Regions from separate parts of the Mus musculus genome. Here regions 2 and 3 are each linked to region 1. Evidence: chromatin loops called from intact Hi-C (ENCODE). Cell type or tissue: heart. All regions are shown on one strand.

What was found. Peaks named below come from ENCODE experiments on the same cell type or tissue, not always from the same donor. Only the 100,000 strongest peaks of a DNase experiment are listed, where the experiment ranks them.
Region 2: it touches region 1 in a loop (2.0-fold over the local background); 4 of 42 quality-filtered maps call a loop at or near these places.
Region 3: a loop joins it to region 1, with 2.8 times the contacts of the local background. A loop is called at or near these places in 3 of 42 quality-filtered maps.

What each region holds. Positions count from the first base shown.
Region 1 is chr9:21,868,924-21,873,923 of GRCm38, reverse strand. No RefSeq gene overlaps it. Among named protein-coding and RNA genes, the nearest start is that of Dock6, 19 kb to the right of the region's middle. In heart, CTCF peaks have their summits at 2,808 and 4,460 (motif pointing left); a DNase peak (open chromatin) is centred at 4,493; H3K4me3 peaks cover 291 bases; H3K27me3 peaks cover 768 bases.
Region 2 is chr9:21,823,705-21,828,704 of GRCm38, reverse strand. It overlaps Dock6 (dedicator of cytokinesis 6), which reads left to right. Exons shown (of 50, transcript NM_177030.3): 24 at 2,830-2,922; 25 at 3,175-3,270; 26 at 4,168-4,308. Among named protein-coding and RNA genes, the nearest start is that of Angptl8, 9.3 kb to the left of the region's middle. In heart, no CTCF peak of the experiment used is centred here; a DNase peak (open chromatin) is centred at 3,124; H3K27ac peaks cover 437 bases.
Region 3 is chr9:21,784,309-21,789,308 of GRCm38, reverse strand. All of the region lies in intron 3 of Kank2 (KN motif and ankyrin repeat domains 2), which reads left to right. Among named protein-coding and RNA genes, the nearest start is that of Kank2, 12 kb to the left of the region's middle. In heart, a CTCF peak has its summit at 2,219; DNase peaks (open chromatin) are centred at 888, 2,218, 4,158 and 4,558; H3K27ac peaks cover 815 bases.

The sequences.
Region 1 (5,000 bases):
CAACAAAACAACAGCTGTACACATCCTCCCCTTGCCTGGGACCTCCCAGTCTGGGACCTACCCGGCCATGGGGTTTCCTTTGTTTTTGTTTTGAGACACGGTCTCTCTTTGAAGCCCTGGCTATCCTGGGTCTTGCCATGTAAGACCAGGCTGGAGTTGAACTCACAAAGACCCACCTGCTTCTGCCTCCAGAGTGTTGGGATGGAAGCCATGCACCAGCAGTGCCTGCCTCACCCGGTCCAGTTCTTACAAGGGGATCTAACGCTGTCTTCCCAACTTGCAAGTCCCAGGCTAGTCAAGGCTATCTAGTGAGACCTGGTTAAAAAGAAGAAGAAGAAAGGAAAGAAGGAAAAAGAAAAAAGGAAAAGGAAAAGAAATTAGCCTGGATCCTCAAGAAAAATCACATAGCTGGTGTGTCATTTATCTCTGATTCCAGCACTGTGGAGGCAGAGGCAGGTGGATCTCTGAGGTCAAGGCCAGCCTGGTCTACAGAGAGAGTTCTAGGACAGCCAGGGCTATGAACAGAAGAAAAGAAAGAGAGAGAGAGATAAGACAAGACAAAACTTTGACTTTTGTAGCAGGGTGCACAGCTTAGGTTGCCACCGGGTTTTTACAATTCCAAATACAAAGAAAGGTCTCCTGTGCCTCACCAGTGTCCAGGGCTCAGCCTCACGTTCTTGGAAGGGGAGATGGCTGACAGAGAGCAGCAAGGTTTCCATGTCTCAAAAAAGCCCAAAAGCATCAACAAAAAAATTAAAATGAAGAAGAAAAAGGAGAAAAAGAAGAAGAGGAGGGGGAGGGGGAGGAGGAAGAGGAAGGCACATTTTGTTTCTCATGCTCTGGGGCTGGAGCTACAGGCAGTGTGAGCTGCCAAGTGGGTCCTAGGGACTAACTCAGATCCTCTGCAAGAGCAGTGTGTGCTCCCAACTGCTCAGCATTGCAGGCCTGGGTGGTCTTTCTTGTGTTCTATTTTCTGTGCTGAGGATGAACCCAATCTTCACATATGCTAAGCACCTGACCAAGCTGCACCAAAGCTCAAGTTTTTGATCTTTTAAATTTTCTGAAGGACCCTTTTCTCACTACCAGGGTAACACAGTATGCTCTTGTGTTTTGTTTGCTTGTTTTCATCTTATATTAGAGATAAGCTCTCACTATGCAGTCCTGTGGCTGGCGTGGAACTCACTCTGTAGACCAGGTTGGCCTCGAACTCCCAGAGATCCACCTGCCTCTGCCTCCCAAGTGCTGAGACTAAAGGTATGTTCCTGGCAGGCTCCCACCTAGCCACATCCCCAGCCTCCAAACTCGTTTTCATGGGATTTGATAGAAAGCCATGCCTGATCTGGGCTCCTGAAACTGTGTATGTCTGTGCTGATCTCCCCAGTTCTGGTCCCTCGGTGCCTACACACTTATTTCTGACATGTCTCACTCCTCATCGCCTGCCCTACATCTCCCCTGCCCCCTCCCGCCCCCCTCTGGGAGCACAGATCCGGAAGGCAATTTAGATCAACTTATTTCTGTCTTGTAGGGAGAGGTCTGTGAAGGGAAGGCTGCCAAGTCTCCAGGGCCTGGATTGTGACATACTTATGACAGAGAAACCATTGAATAAAGACAACAGTTGAAGAAAGAATACAGCATGTGTATTTCAGCCATGATGGCAGATCTGGGGGGTTAAGTTGGCATCTTCCCTAAAACTCTGGGCTGCTGAGTCCCCACATGTCAGCAATCTCAGCAGGGGACACTCAAATTGACCTGCTCAGTTTCCTAAGTATCTTGTCACCTCCTTGGCTCAGCCCTAAACCTTTATCACATCGCAATAGGAAGCTGACTGGGCATGGCAGCACATACCTTTAATGCCAGCATTTGGAAGGCAGAGGCAGGTGGATCTCTGTGAAGATGAGGCAGGCCAAGGCTATATATGGAACCTTTGCACACACACACACACACACCACAAATGTTGTAGAGATGGTTCAGCGTTTAACAATACACATGGTCCTTCCAAAGGGCGGGGGTCAGATCCCAGCTTCTGTTCCAGTCGGCTGACAACTGTCTGAAACTCCATCTCTTGGATTTGATGCCTTCTTCTGTCCCCAGTGAGCTCTACATTCACATGGCAGACAATTCACACAGACACACATGCACAGACATAAAAATAAAAATTTTAAAAAGCAAAACAAGATAGTTGGAAGCTGGGAGAGTTCGACAGTAGCAGAAACACGGGTGGTCCCCACCCCACCCCAAATCCCTGCTCGGCTCCTTCTCCAAACAGAACATGGAACACAGGAGGAGATAAGTCTCCTACATGCCACCAGGGCCACGAGGCAAAGTACTTAGCACTGGATTGACTGACATGGCTGGATGGTCCTGCCACACTGCCCACTAGATGCTCATGAAACCAGAGCAGAATGAATGAGAATGGGGTTTTGAGGGTCGCACATTTTTGTTAATTTTGTTAATTTAATGAAAACTTTAGTTTGAAAAACGAATCCCAAATGGCCTGGAACTGGTTATGTAGACCAGGCTGGCCCCGACTCACAAAGATCCACCTGCCTGTGCCTCCCAAGTGGTGTACTGGCGATGTACCCCGACAGCTGGCTTCATCTTTTCTGCCACCTCTGAAATTTTGCAGAGTCCTGCCTCCCCCGCGCGGCAGGTGGAGGGATATTTTTCTCTCTTCCACAAAGAATTCCGAGCATGTGAATTCAGCATCGCTCTTAAGTCCGCAGGATTTTGAATTTAAAATCACACTTGACCTGCAAAATCACACTGGCCTGATGGAGCAGCTGCAAGGGCGGAATTCTGGAGCTGTCCCCTAGTGGCCGCTAGGGGACACTATTCCCACAGAAAACAATTGACGCTTCTCCGCCCCCCACGTACAGAAGCGCGCTTCTGGGTAAGGTCTCCACGCACCCCTCATGCAAGATGAGTAGGTCAACAGTATATTCAAGCACTGTTTTGTGTCCCCACTTACCTACCCACCAAGTCCTCTCTTCCGTTCTTCTCTCCTCTCCTCTTCTTCCTCCTCCTTACCCCTCCCCTCTCCTCTTCTCAAGACTAGATCTCTTGTAGACCCAGCTGTCCTTGGACTCCATGTAGCCAGAAGATGACTTTGAAACTCTGGCTTATTAAAACAACCTGTCTCGCCGGGCGTGGTGGCGCACGCCTTTAATCCCAGCACTCGGGAGGCAGAGGCAGGCAGATTTCTGAGTTCAAGGCCAGCCTGGTCTACAAAGTGAGTTCCAGGACAGCCAGGGCTACACAGAGAAACCCTGTCTCGAAAAACAGTCTCCCGCAGACCGGGTTCCTGCTGGTCAAGGACGACCCTTGACTCTTTATTTGTTCTTTTTTTTTTTTTTGAGATTATAATATAATTATATTTCTTTCTTCCTTTTCTCCCTCTAAATCCTCCCATGTACTCTTCCTTGCTCTCTTTCAAATTCATGGCCTCTCTTTTTATTAATTGTTATTATGTGCATATATGCATATGTATATACAACCTGCTCCGTCTGTATGTTGTTACTTGTGTGTATGTTTTCGGGGCTGATCGCTGGTTTTGGATAACCAAATGGTGTGCTCCTCTCTAGGGAAGACTATCCCTCCCCATCTCAGAGTTCCTTAATTGCCTGGTGTTTTTTGTGTAGGGCTGACACATGGCCCTTGTGGGTTTATCTCCGTCCACGCTGAGATGTCTATTGGTATTGTCCCTGCTCAGTTCACATTTAGGTAGCCTTGCTGGTGATTTGTTATGGGTGCAGCTTCTGATATCTCTAGAAGACACAATCACACAGCAGCCTCCCAATCCTCTGGCTCTTATAATCTTTATGTCTCCTCAAGTGTTCCCTGAGCCTTACATACAAGGGTGCATTTGTCTGTCTGTTTTGCTTTGTTTGTTTGTTTTGTATGGGTACCACCCCTGCCCCACTAATACAAGGGTGTTTGTAAATGTACCCATCGAGACTGGGCTCCTCAACTCTGCATGACGATTGGTTGTGGCATTTTTCTAGTGGTCTCCATCCGCTGGGAAGAGGATGAGGCCTGAGACCTACAGCTGCATGTGTGAGACCCCGACTTAGAGCATTTCTCCCTAGAAGGTAAAGCCCCTGGACGTTCCCCAAGCTTGTTTTCCCTGATCTCTAAAAATATAGCCAGCAACAAGCCTTTTTGCTTCTGTACTTTACAACCAGAGATGCAATAATTGTAAAAGACCCAGCCAGGCACTTGCCTGGCTTCCTGTGCCGAGGACACAGAGATAAAAATTCAGAAAGAACTCACTCCCCACTCCTTCTGCCTTATAAATTTCACCAAGGACACCCAGAAGAGAACTCCACCCAACTCCTCCCAGGTCCTCCCAGGTCCTCCCCGGTCCTCCCAACTCCTTCCAACTCCTCCCAACTCCTCCCAACCCTCCTCCCAACTCCTCCCAATTCCTCAGCTAGCTGTTAAAAGCCCCCTACTGGCCGGGTGTGGTGGCACACGCATTTAATCCCAGCACTCAGGAGGCAGGCGAATTTCTGAGTTCCAGGCCAGCCTGGTCTACAAAGTGAGTGCCAGGACAGCCAGGGCTACACACAGAGAAACCCTGTCTCGAAAAACCAAAAAAAAAAAAAGCTCCCTACTGTCATCGCTCGGGGTTGAACTCCCCTGCTGAAAGAGTTCGTCCTCAGCTAGCTGATAATAAAACCTCTTGCAGTTTGCATCAGGTGTGGTTTTTCTCCTGAGTCATTGGGGTGCTGGCCAGCTCATCCAGGGACTTGAGTGAAAGCCCAGCTTTGGGGGTCTTACGCATGTACAGATCTGACAATAGGTTCCCCCAATGGCTTTTCAAAAAACGATTGATTTATTTCTTGTGTACAAGTGTTTTGTCTGTCTGTATGTGTGTGTGTTAGTCAGGGTTTCCACTGTTATAAAGAGACACCATGACCAAGGCAACTTTTATAAAGGGACTAGCTTACAGATTCAGAGGTTCAGTCCATTATCATCAAGGCAGGAGCATGGCAGCATCC
Region 2 (5,000 bases), 45 kb after region 1:
CTAACCATTCCCTTGGCGCACAGAACCCTTAGAAGGGTGACGTAGCCCTGGACCCCTGAAGCTCCCCATCTGTTTACATACAGGGGGTTCCCCAACTTTGCCCCTTTCCAGGGCCCTGGTATGGGGAGGGTCTTTGCCTGCAATGGGCCTGGGCTCCAGCCCCCCTTGATTGAGGCCTTGTCCTATGCCCCGGGTGACTGGCTGCCCCTGAATCTCTCCGTTTCTAATATGATGTTAGGTAGTACACCAAATTTTCAGCTGCCTGCCTGTAATTTCAACACTTGGGAGGTGAGGCGGGAGTTCAAGGTCATCCTGGGCTACTTAGACGTTTCAAGACCGCCTAGGCTACTTCGTATCTTGTCTCAGCAAAACAAAGCAAAGAAAAAGACTCTTGAGTAAAGTGTTCAGCAACAGGGTCTGAAGCCAGGGCAGGGTCTCAGTGAGGCCTCCTTAGGAAGAATAATTCCTGAGCTGCAGTGCACTTTCCTGATCAAGTGAGCAGGCTGAAGCTGGAGCTTGCCAAGTAGAGCGCTGGCCTGTATGCACACAGCCCTGGGTTCCATCCCTAGTCCCACATAAAGCAAGCATGGTCGTGCGCGCCTGTAAACTTAGCCTTTGGAGATGGGCAGTTCAAAGTCATCCTTGGCTATAAAAGAAAAATGATAGGCATGAAGTTCAGTGGCAAACCACATGCTTAGCCTTTGTGGTTTGGTCCACACTGGGCTGATGATGGAACCCAGCACTCTGAGGAAGCTAGGCAGACCCGGGTCCAGCTAATCCCAGCATTTAAGTTTTCATGTTAGGTTTATTTTGTGTATGGGTGTTTCACCTGCATGTGTATCTATGCTGCACTTGCCTGGTGCCCTCTAAAGTCAGAAGAGAGAGAGCATTAGATCCCTTGGAACTGGAGGTACAGACAGTTTAAGCCACCATGTCGATGCTGGGAATTGAACCCAGGTCCTCTGTAGGAGCAGCCAGTGCTCTTCACCACAGAGCCATGGCTCCAACTCCTAGCATATCTTTTTTTTTTTTTTTAAGATTTATTTATTTGTTATATGTAAGTACACTGTAGCTATCTTAAGACACACCAGAAGAGGGAGTCAAATCTCGTTAGGGATGGTTGTGAGCCACCATGTGGTTGCTGGGATTTGAACTCAGGACCTTCGGAAGAGCAGTTGGGTGCTCTTACCTGCTGAGCCATCTCACCAGCCCCACCCCTAGCATATCTTAATCAGGGTTGCCCTCGGTTTCCTGAAGGGTCAGTTAGGACTTGGAGAGCCAGGAGGAGGTAGAAGCAAGGTGGTGTCCCTGGCAGGAAGTGGTCTTTATAGCGTGTGCCCAGGCTCAGACATGCTGAGTAACAGTGTATGCTGGGCCCGGGAGCCTGCAGGGTACTCGAGTGCCCCTGGCTAAGCCAGCTCCACCATTGAGTCTCTTCTGCCCAGGAAGCCAGGCAAGGGGCGTGAAGGTTGGGCCACCCCTGTATCCATTTCACAGATGGGAATAGTAAGGCCCTGTGAGGCCCGAGCAAGGCTGGAGCAGGAGGCCAGGCCTGTTGTCCAGGGTGCTTAGCACATACCAAATTCGCTGTCTTCCCTTCCTTCCGTGTGTGTCTGCTGTCTGTACGTACCTCCTCCATGTTCGCACACTCTACCTGTGGTCCAGCCCTCCATTTAACTCGAGCTCATCTGTGCTCCACTCGCCATGCCTTTCCTGTCTGCAGTGGTGCCCTGACTTTTGGCCACAGCCAACCCCACCCCTGCTCCGCTGTGCCTTCTGCACTCATGCCATGCCATCACCATCTTCACTGTTAGTCTCGACTCTGTCTCTCCCACCTGCACCTCCTCTTCTCCCCGCCAACCTCCTAGGGAACCCAGGGCCTTGCACACAGGAAGGCAAGTGCTCTCCGCTAGGCCCTTATTTTCATTGTTTGTTTTGTTTGGTTGTTGTGCTTTGAGACAAAGTCTTGCTATGTAGCCCACGGTGGCCTGGAAACCACACTCTTCCTGCCTCGGCCTCCTGAGCACCGAGGTGACAGGTGGACCCCACCATGTCTAGGTCCCTTTTTTTTTTCAACACATCTGATTTCAACAGCTTCTGTAGCTCATCTGTACCGCCCTATGTCCCCCCTCAGCAACCGCTGTTCTCTGTCCATCCACACATCCCTTCACAGAGACCCGAGTCTCTTACCATCTGCCCTCATTGCCGGCAGGGCCATAGAATAATAACTTTAACTCATGGCTCTGGAGGGTAAGGGATAGCCCCAGGCCTTTCTTGCTGTATTATGGTGGATGGCCATGGTGACAGGCAGTTAACTAACTCAGGCCCCTCTTCTCCCCCTCCCTCTTCCTCTGCCTCCCTCTCTTCCTTGCTTTCCTTTCTTTCTCTCTGCTTTATTGTGACACAAGATCTCCCTTGATGTGGAGCACCCTTGGAGGATTACAGGTGTGTCCCACCTTGCTTGCCTTTCTCTTCCTCTTCTTCTAAGGCCATTAATGGTACCACAGAGGTCCCACTCTCATACCTCACCTAATGCTAGTCTCCTACAAAGGCCCCACCACCAAATGCCATCAGCACGGCCAGCCTGGGCTACATGAGACTCTGTCTCAAAAAAAAAAAAAAAAAAAAAAAAACACAAAATCTCTAATCCATGAACAAGATGTATTCAAAGCATAACAGCTTCCTCCTATGTTCATACTGATCCAGACCCATTGCTCTGTCCCGTGCCCACATGGACTGATCCTCCATCCATCCATGTTCCTCCTCCGTGCCCATCTGCATCACTAACTCTCTCCTCCATTCCATGCTCTCCCATCCCATCCTGCCTAGGCCATCGACCGCAACTCTAGCCGGGCCTCCTCTTACCTCGAGGCCTCATCCTCGGCCCTGCCAGCCCCTCAGTCGAGACACACTGTGCAGAAGGTAGAGGGGACAGCAGGGTGGCTGATCTGATGTCTGTCCCACTGCCCCAGAGGAAAGGGGTCCAGCGCTTCTTCCCACATCCAGAGCCCAGCAGGGACTGGATCAACCCTCATCCCACCCTGCATGGCCTCCTGCTGCTCTGACCCCCAGCCAGGCTTTGGGCTGCATCCCCCCCTCCCCCAGTGATGCCTTCCTGAGGAGTGTGTGGGCGGGGTGGCTCGTGGCTCCTGGTGACCCTGGTCCTGCCCACAGCTGCTGCACGAGGAGCTGGCTCTGCAGTGGGTGGTGAGCGGCAGTGCGGTTCGTGAGCTAGTCCTGCAGCATGCCTGGTTCTTCTTCCAGCTCATGGTGAGGACTTCCCCATCCCGGGAGACCCTTGAGGAAAGGTGCCTCGAAACTGCATTGGGGACCCTAAGAAATGGCCTTGAGGCTCTTCTGTGAGAGAGGAGAGAAGGAGGGTACCCTGACAGTGAACCCCCCCCTCTCTAGAGAGGACTCCTCAACCCAGAGATGGGCCTCCCTCCTCCAAGAGACACCAGGCACTGAGAGGTCAGGCTGCAGAGCACCACATTCCTTCAGGTGTGCCTGCATGGCCTCGTCCCCAGTGCCTGTTGGCCCTGTCCCCACCAGCCCATTCCCCATAGTCCTCCAAGACAGAGCCCAGAATTTCTCAAATTCAGCCCCCAGGGCTGGGGAGAAGGTTCAACCCGGTTACTACACACACATGAAGACCACAGTTAGGTCTCCAGCACACAGGTAAAAAGGAAAGGGCTGGACCTGATGCAGCCTGTAATCCCAGTCCTAGGGAGGAGGTGCCAAGCACAGGGTACTCACTGCCCAGCCAGCCTCAGTGAGACTTGTCTCAAGACAAGTAGTGGGCCTTGGCCACCTCACATACCCACAAACCTCTGGGTCCTAAGACTCCCCCATGGCCCCACCTGCTCACGCCCCTCCCACTGCTGCTCCCCACAGAGTCCTGCCCACAGCCCTCAGACTGCACCCGTTGGGGTCAGGACCCCTTAAGCCCACCGTTCTTGATGCTAAAGTTATGCCCTTTCTGTCAAATCCAGATCACCTTTTAGCTACAACTGCTTAGCTCAGGGCCGCCCATGCCCCCGCTTCCTTGCCTGTCCCCCACCCTTCACACCCAATTTCCCTCAAGCCCCATCAATGTGTCCTAAGCTCCTCCCACACTCTCAAGCACCGCCCATATAACAGAGCCCTGCCCACTTGCCTCACTCCCAGGTAAAAAGCATGGAGCTCCATCTGCTTCTGGGCCAGCGACTGGACACTCCCCGCAAGCTGCGCTTCCCTGGGCGCTTCCTGGATGACATTGCCGCCCTGGTGGCTTCCGTGGGCCTGGAAGTCATCACCAGAGTCCATAAGGTGAGGAAGGACTCAGCCCAAGGATGCAGTGTGGTCAGGGATCCAGTGTGCCACGTGGGTCTGTTCATCCATGGTCTCTTTCTTGAGCACCTATGGTTTACATGGCCATGGCTGGATGTAGAGACACAGCTATAAATAAAACAGGTCAAGTTCTTGCCTTCCCAAGGCGGTTTTAGAGGGAGAACTAAAAGGTGAAATGGGTGAGGCCCGGGAGTGGCAGACAGGGGGGGAAATGGCCTGAGGCAGATTCACAGCTGGGCAGCAATCAATCATGCCCTGTGGCTGAAGTGGAACAATGAGGGGGTGAGTAAAAGTTGTCGAGGACCCTGAGGGTGTGGGACACATCCTTGGCCCTTAGCATAGTACTAGTATACAGTAGGAACATAATAAATAGATGTTGCATTTCTGAGCCCTGATGATGATTGAAGCTCTAGGATCACTGATTCCAGTCCCCACAGGGATTGGGCAAGCAGCAGTCATGGTCAGAGTATTCGTAGGGAAGCATTTATTGATCGCCTGCTGTGTGCTTCCAGCTGGATCATTAAATCTCACCAGTCATTCACAAAGTATTAATGTTATCTCCACTTTACTGAGAGGGAAACTGAGGCAGAGAGTGACAGAATGGCTTACCCTGGTGCCGTACCATGGGGAAGGAAGAAGCAAAGGATTCGAATCGTAGTCATCCTCCTCTG
Region 3 (5,000 bases), 85 kb after region 1:
AGGCTGCTCTTTTGCCTGCCTCTTGTCTGGCTTGCCAAAGCTGGGACCTCAGGCTTGAGCCACCATAGCCAGCCTGAATTTTTCAAATGCATAAAAGAAAAGTATGTTTTTAGTATCTGGCACCACAAAGCTGGTGGAGATTATTGTTTTGTTTGATTGTATTTATTTTTTCAGCTGCAGTGGAACCCAGGTCTCGTACATCCTGGGCAAGTGCTCTGTTCCTGGGCCGGGCCCTGAACCTGGACCTCTCATGTTTTCCTTTTGTTTTTCCCCAGCCACATAAAAATGCAAAGGCTACCGAGCATCATAGCACATATAGCCTACCAAGCTCATTTCTGCACTTGGGAGACTGAGGCAGGAGGATTGTGGTGAGTCCTAGGTACTTCTAGGGCTACATAGCAAGATGCCATCTTGCTTTAGAGAGAACAGAGAACGGAATGGAAAAGAAAGAGGATGTAGATAAACACTGGCTTGGGCCGTCTTGGCTGGAGAGGGTGTGTGGAGATGGAGGCAGAGGATCAACGGTTAGAGGACGCAGAAAATAAAAAAGGAAAAGCTTTGTAGTGGTGGCACACACCTTTTAATCCCAGCACTGGAGGCAGAGGCAGGCAGATTTCTGAGTTCGAGGCCAGCCTGGTCTACAGAGCGAGTTCCAGGACAGTGAGGGCTACATAGGAAAACCCCGTCTTGCAGAAAACACAGAAAGAAAGAACAAAGGAAGTTCTTTTCACTTTTCCTGCGTTTATTGTTTTAAGAGAGAATCAAAGGGCGGCCTGGGGTACATAATATTCTGCCTCAAAAATACACATAAAATAAAACCAGGGGCTGGAGAGGTGGCTTCGCAATTAAGAGCGCTGGCTGCTCTTATGAGGACCTGTTTGCCTCTTGGCAGCCGCACCAGGAGCCTCCCCAGGCACACTCTTGATTAAAAATAAATCTTAGAAAACACCGACAGACACAGTTGTCCAACAGCACGGTGTGTGCAGTCTTGCTGAGCTCGGCTTGCCCATTTTTTCAATTATAGCTTTCATCTCAATCCAGTCATTATATATGTTTTTCATTTTTCTTCTGTTTTGTTTTTTTGTTTTCTGAAACAGGGACTTTCCTGTGTACTGTAAGCCTCCCACAGCCTGAGTCCCCTCCTCAGCACTGGGGTCACAGATGCCCACTGCCATGCGTGGCCATCATACTTTGTCCCCTATTGAATGACTTACAGACGTATTTATTTGTTCCGGGTGTATGTGCGGGCATGTGTGGATGTTCGAGCAGGGCTTTGGGAAGACATCTTTCTCCTACCATGTGGGTCCAAGAGATCAATCTAAGCTAGACACTTAGCAGCTCCTTTCTTCACTGACCCATCTCGCCCGCCCCACATTTTGCTTTTTGAAGATGATGTTTCCCTGTGCTTCCCTGGCTGGCTACCAAACAATCCTCCTGCCTCACCCTCTCCATTCCCTGGGCCCTCAGGCATGTGCCACCACCCCAGGCCTTTTAATGACTTTGCTGCACCCCACCTTCAAGCTGCTAATTTAGATATTCCGTGTCCTTGAAAAACATTCTCGGTGCCTGCCTGATTTCCTTAAATGGTCTTGTGTTTCAGAAAAACAAGATTCTCTCTCTGTTTCTTGTTTTTTCCACTTTAATTTTTTTTTCCTCCAGTGCTGGGATGGGGCTGTGGACATCTTGCAAGCCAGGCGAGAACCATGCGGCTGAGTGCGGCTCCTGTATTTTATTACGTCTATTAATTACCTTTGGAGGGTAATGTGTGGCAGTTAGAGGGCAGTTTGGGGGGGGGGGTCCGTTCTCTTCTTCCACACTGTGGTCCTGAGGATCAAACTCAGGTCACCAGGCCTGACAGCAAGCCCCTTTGTGGGCTGAGCCACCTTGTCAGCCCTGCGTCCAGCAGTTTCTCTGGGAATCTGAATCCAGGCTGTCTGTTGGCTCTTGTGGCTGACCTGCTGAGTCGCCACCCCAGCCCCTTTATTTGTTTTGTTCTTAGGTTAAGTCTTACAGTTGTGCAGCCTAGCCTCTAATCCACCTTAGCTGGGTGGCCTTTGACCTGTTATCCTCCTGGGTGGGGAAAGGGGTGGGGTGGGGGTGTTGAGCACACGTGAGGAATGTGGTGTGAGCCCCTCGTGAGCATCCCGAAAGCAGCAGCCACAGGCTTTGGTTTGAGATGGAGTGCCTTGTTTGCTCCATCCGCCCCCCTGCTGGCCGACTTAGGGTTCTGCAGCTGCACGCCCATCTCTCCATAGCTGCCCTGGGATCACACACACAGCCCTGCTGGGGTTTGAGGATTTGAACTCAGAACCTAAGGCTTACACTGCAGGGGTGCTTTGCTCACTGAGGCATCTCCCCAGCACAAGGGATTTTTAAAAATTGTTACATTTTTATTTATTGGGGGAAGAGGGGTGTCAGAGGCTAACTTTCAGGAGTCAGGCTTGGCAGCAAGCACCTTTAACCTAGGAGCCCTCTTGCTGGGCCTAGAAAAGGTTTATTTTTCCCTACTGTTATTTCTGACCTGAAGCTGTTTGAATGCACAGATGCAGAGTGCTGAGACACGGGCCACTGGAGGCCTGCCGTTGCTGCCGTTGTGTTGGTTTTGCTTTGCTTTGGTTTGGTTTTTCCAAAACAGGGTTTCTCTGACTAGCCCTGGTGATCCTGAAACTCACTCTGTAGACCAGGCTGGCCTTGAACTCAGAAATCCGCCTGCCTCTGCCTCCCAAGTGCTGGGATTAAAGGCATGAACCATCATCACCTGATATTATTTCAACATGTGAACACCCAGCTGGGGTTGGAAGGAACCTTTTTTGTTTAGTTGGGGGTTGTGTTTTTTTTTTTTTTTTTTTTTTTTTTTTTTTTTTTGGTTTTTCGAGACAGGGTTTCTCTGTGTAGCCCTGGCTGTCCTGGAACTCACTCTGTAGACCAGGCTGGCCTTGAACTCAGAAATCTGCCTGCCTCTGTCTCCCAAATGCTGAGGTTAAAGTTGTGTGCCACCACTGCCCCGACGGAAGGAACCTTTTAAGCCTAGTTTGTTGGTTTTTCTTCTTTCTCTTCTTCACACAAGCTCTTGCACATACATAGCACATATTTGTATACATGTATGCAGATAGATAGATAGACAGATAGACAGACAGATAGGCTGGACTCACATTCCTCGTGCCTCAGACTCCTAGCCCTGGAGCCTGGATTACAGGGACAACCTAGCACACAGACTATATCTAAGATTTATCGTTGCTCCTTTTTTTTTTTTTTTCTTCGAGACAGGGTTTCTCTGTGTAGCCCTGGCTGTCCTGGAACTCACTTTGTAGACCAGGCTGGCCTCGAACTCAGAAATCCTCCTGCCTCTGCCTCCCAAGTGCTGGGATTAAAGGCGCACCACCACCGCCCAGCGTTGCTCCTATTTTTTATCCTCGAGATGCATGGTGTGTTTGGGGGAGGCAAGCATGTTGCTACCGAAGACATGCCAGTGTCAGACGCCAGTCCTCACCTTCTGCTTCTCTCTTGTTTACTGCTGGTTCCCCAGGCTAGCCCAAGGGCTTCCAGTGGTTTCCCATCTTGCCATAGGAATTGCAGACTTCCACCACTATGTCCAGCTTACACATAAATGAACTCAGGTCATCAGGCTAGTTCCCTTACCCACTGAGCTGCCCTGCCAGCCCTCCAGCCCCCAGCATTCAAAATCTGCAGCTCTAAGCCAAGCATAGTGGGGCACGCCTGCTATGCCAGCCCCCAGGACTGAGACAAGAAGCTCTCTAGGACAAGGTAGGCCTGAGATGTAAAGAAATACCCACAAAACAGCAGCAGCAAGAGCCTGAGGATGTAATTTGGTTGGTAGAATGTAGCCCCAGAATGCAGGAAGTGCTGGCTTCTATCCCAGAGCTTGGGAGGTAAAGGCAGTGAGTTCAAGGCCAGCCTGGACCACATGAGACTCGGTCTCAAAAAAGACAATGAGCAAGCCAGAGCCACAGCTCAGTTAAGAATACTGCAATAGTGTACACAACCCAGGTTCCATCCCCAGGACCGCAAAACAATAATAATAAATAAGTAAATGAGAATTTTGAAGCACCCAGCCCTAGTGCCTGGCTCACAAAGTAAATTCAACTCCCTGTTAGCTGAGGCACCACACCCTGGACTATACTGCTTTTGGACACATTTGTAGCCAAGTATCCCACCCCACCCTGTCCTGTCCACACTCAGCCTGTGTAGAGAAAGCACTCTAAGCTACTTGCAGAACTTGAGTAGCGCCCAGGAACTTCAGGAAGCAATGAATTGCTTCTGTTACCGGAGAAAAAGAAAAAAAAAAAAAAAGTTAGTGGCACTAGCTTCTACCTTTAATCCTAATACTGAGGCAGGCCATCCCTCAGGCCAGCCAGGGTTACACAGTGAGACTCTTTCTCTGAAAACAAAACATTGAATCTTAAAAAAAAAAAAATTAACTATTAAAGAGAACTTCCACTCTTGGGCCCTTGGCGGAGCTGGACCCATAGGAGGACATGAGTGCCTTAAGAAGGAGGGGCACAGAGCCACAGCAGTATGACAAGGGCCATAGGCAGCAAAGTGAAGTGGAATCACACTGAGCCCACACTTAGTGGCTTGGGTACTGCACGTCCTTGGAGACTGGGCCCAAGAAGTCACATGTGTCGGGTGTGGTAGTACACGCCTTTGATCTCACACTCCTGAGGGAGAGACCAGACACTCTGTCTGATTTTGGTGCCAGCTTGGTCACATAGTGAGTTCTAGGCCACCAAAGTTACACAGTGAGACTGTGTTTGAAAAAAAAAACAAAGTGCAGAGAGATGGCCAGAGGTTAAGAGCACTGGCTGCTCTTGCAGAGGCCCAGGTTCAATTCCCAGCACCCACATGGTGGCTCACACCATCCAGTTCCAAGGAAGCTAATGGATGCTCTTTCTCTTTTGTGCAGGCACCAAGATGCACACAGTGCATAGACAGACAGACAGACATACACAGACAAACAGACATGCACAGACATACATTCA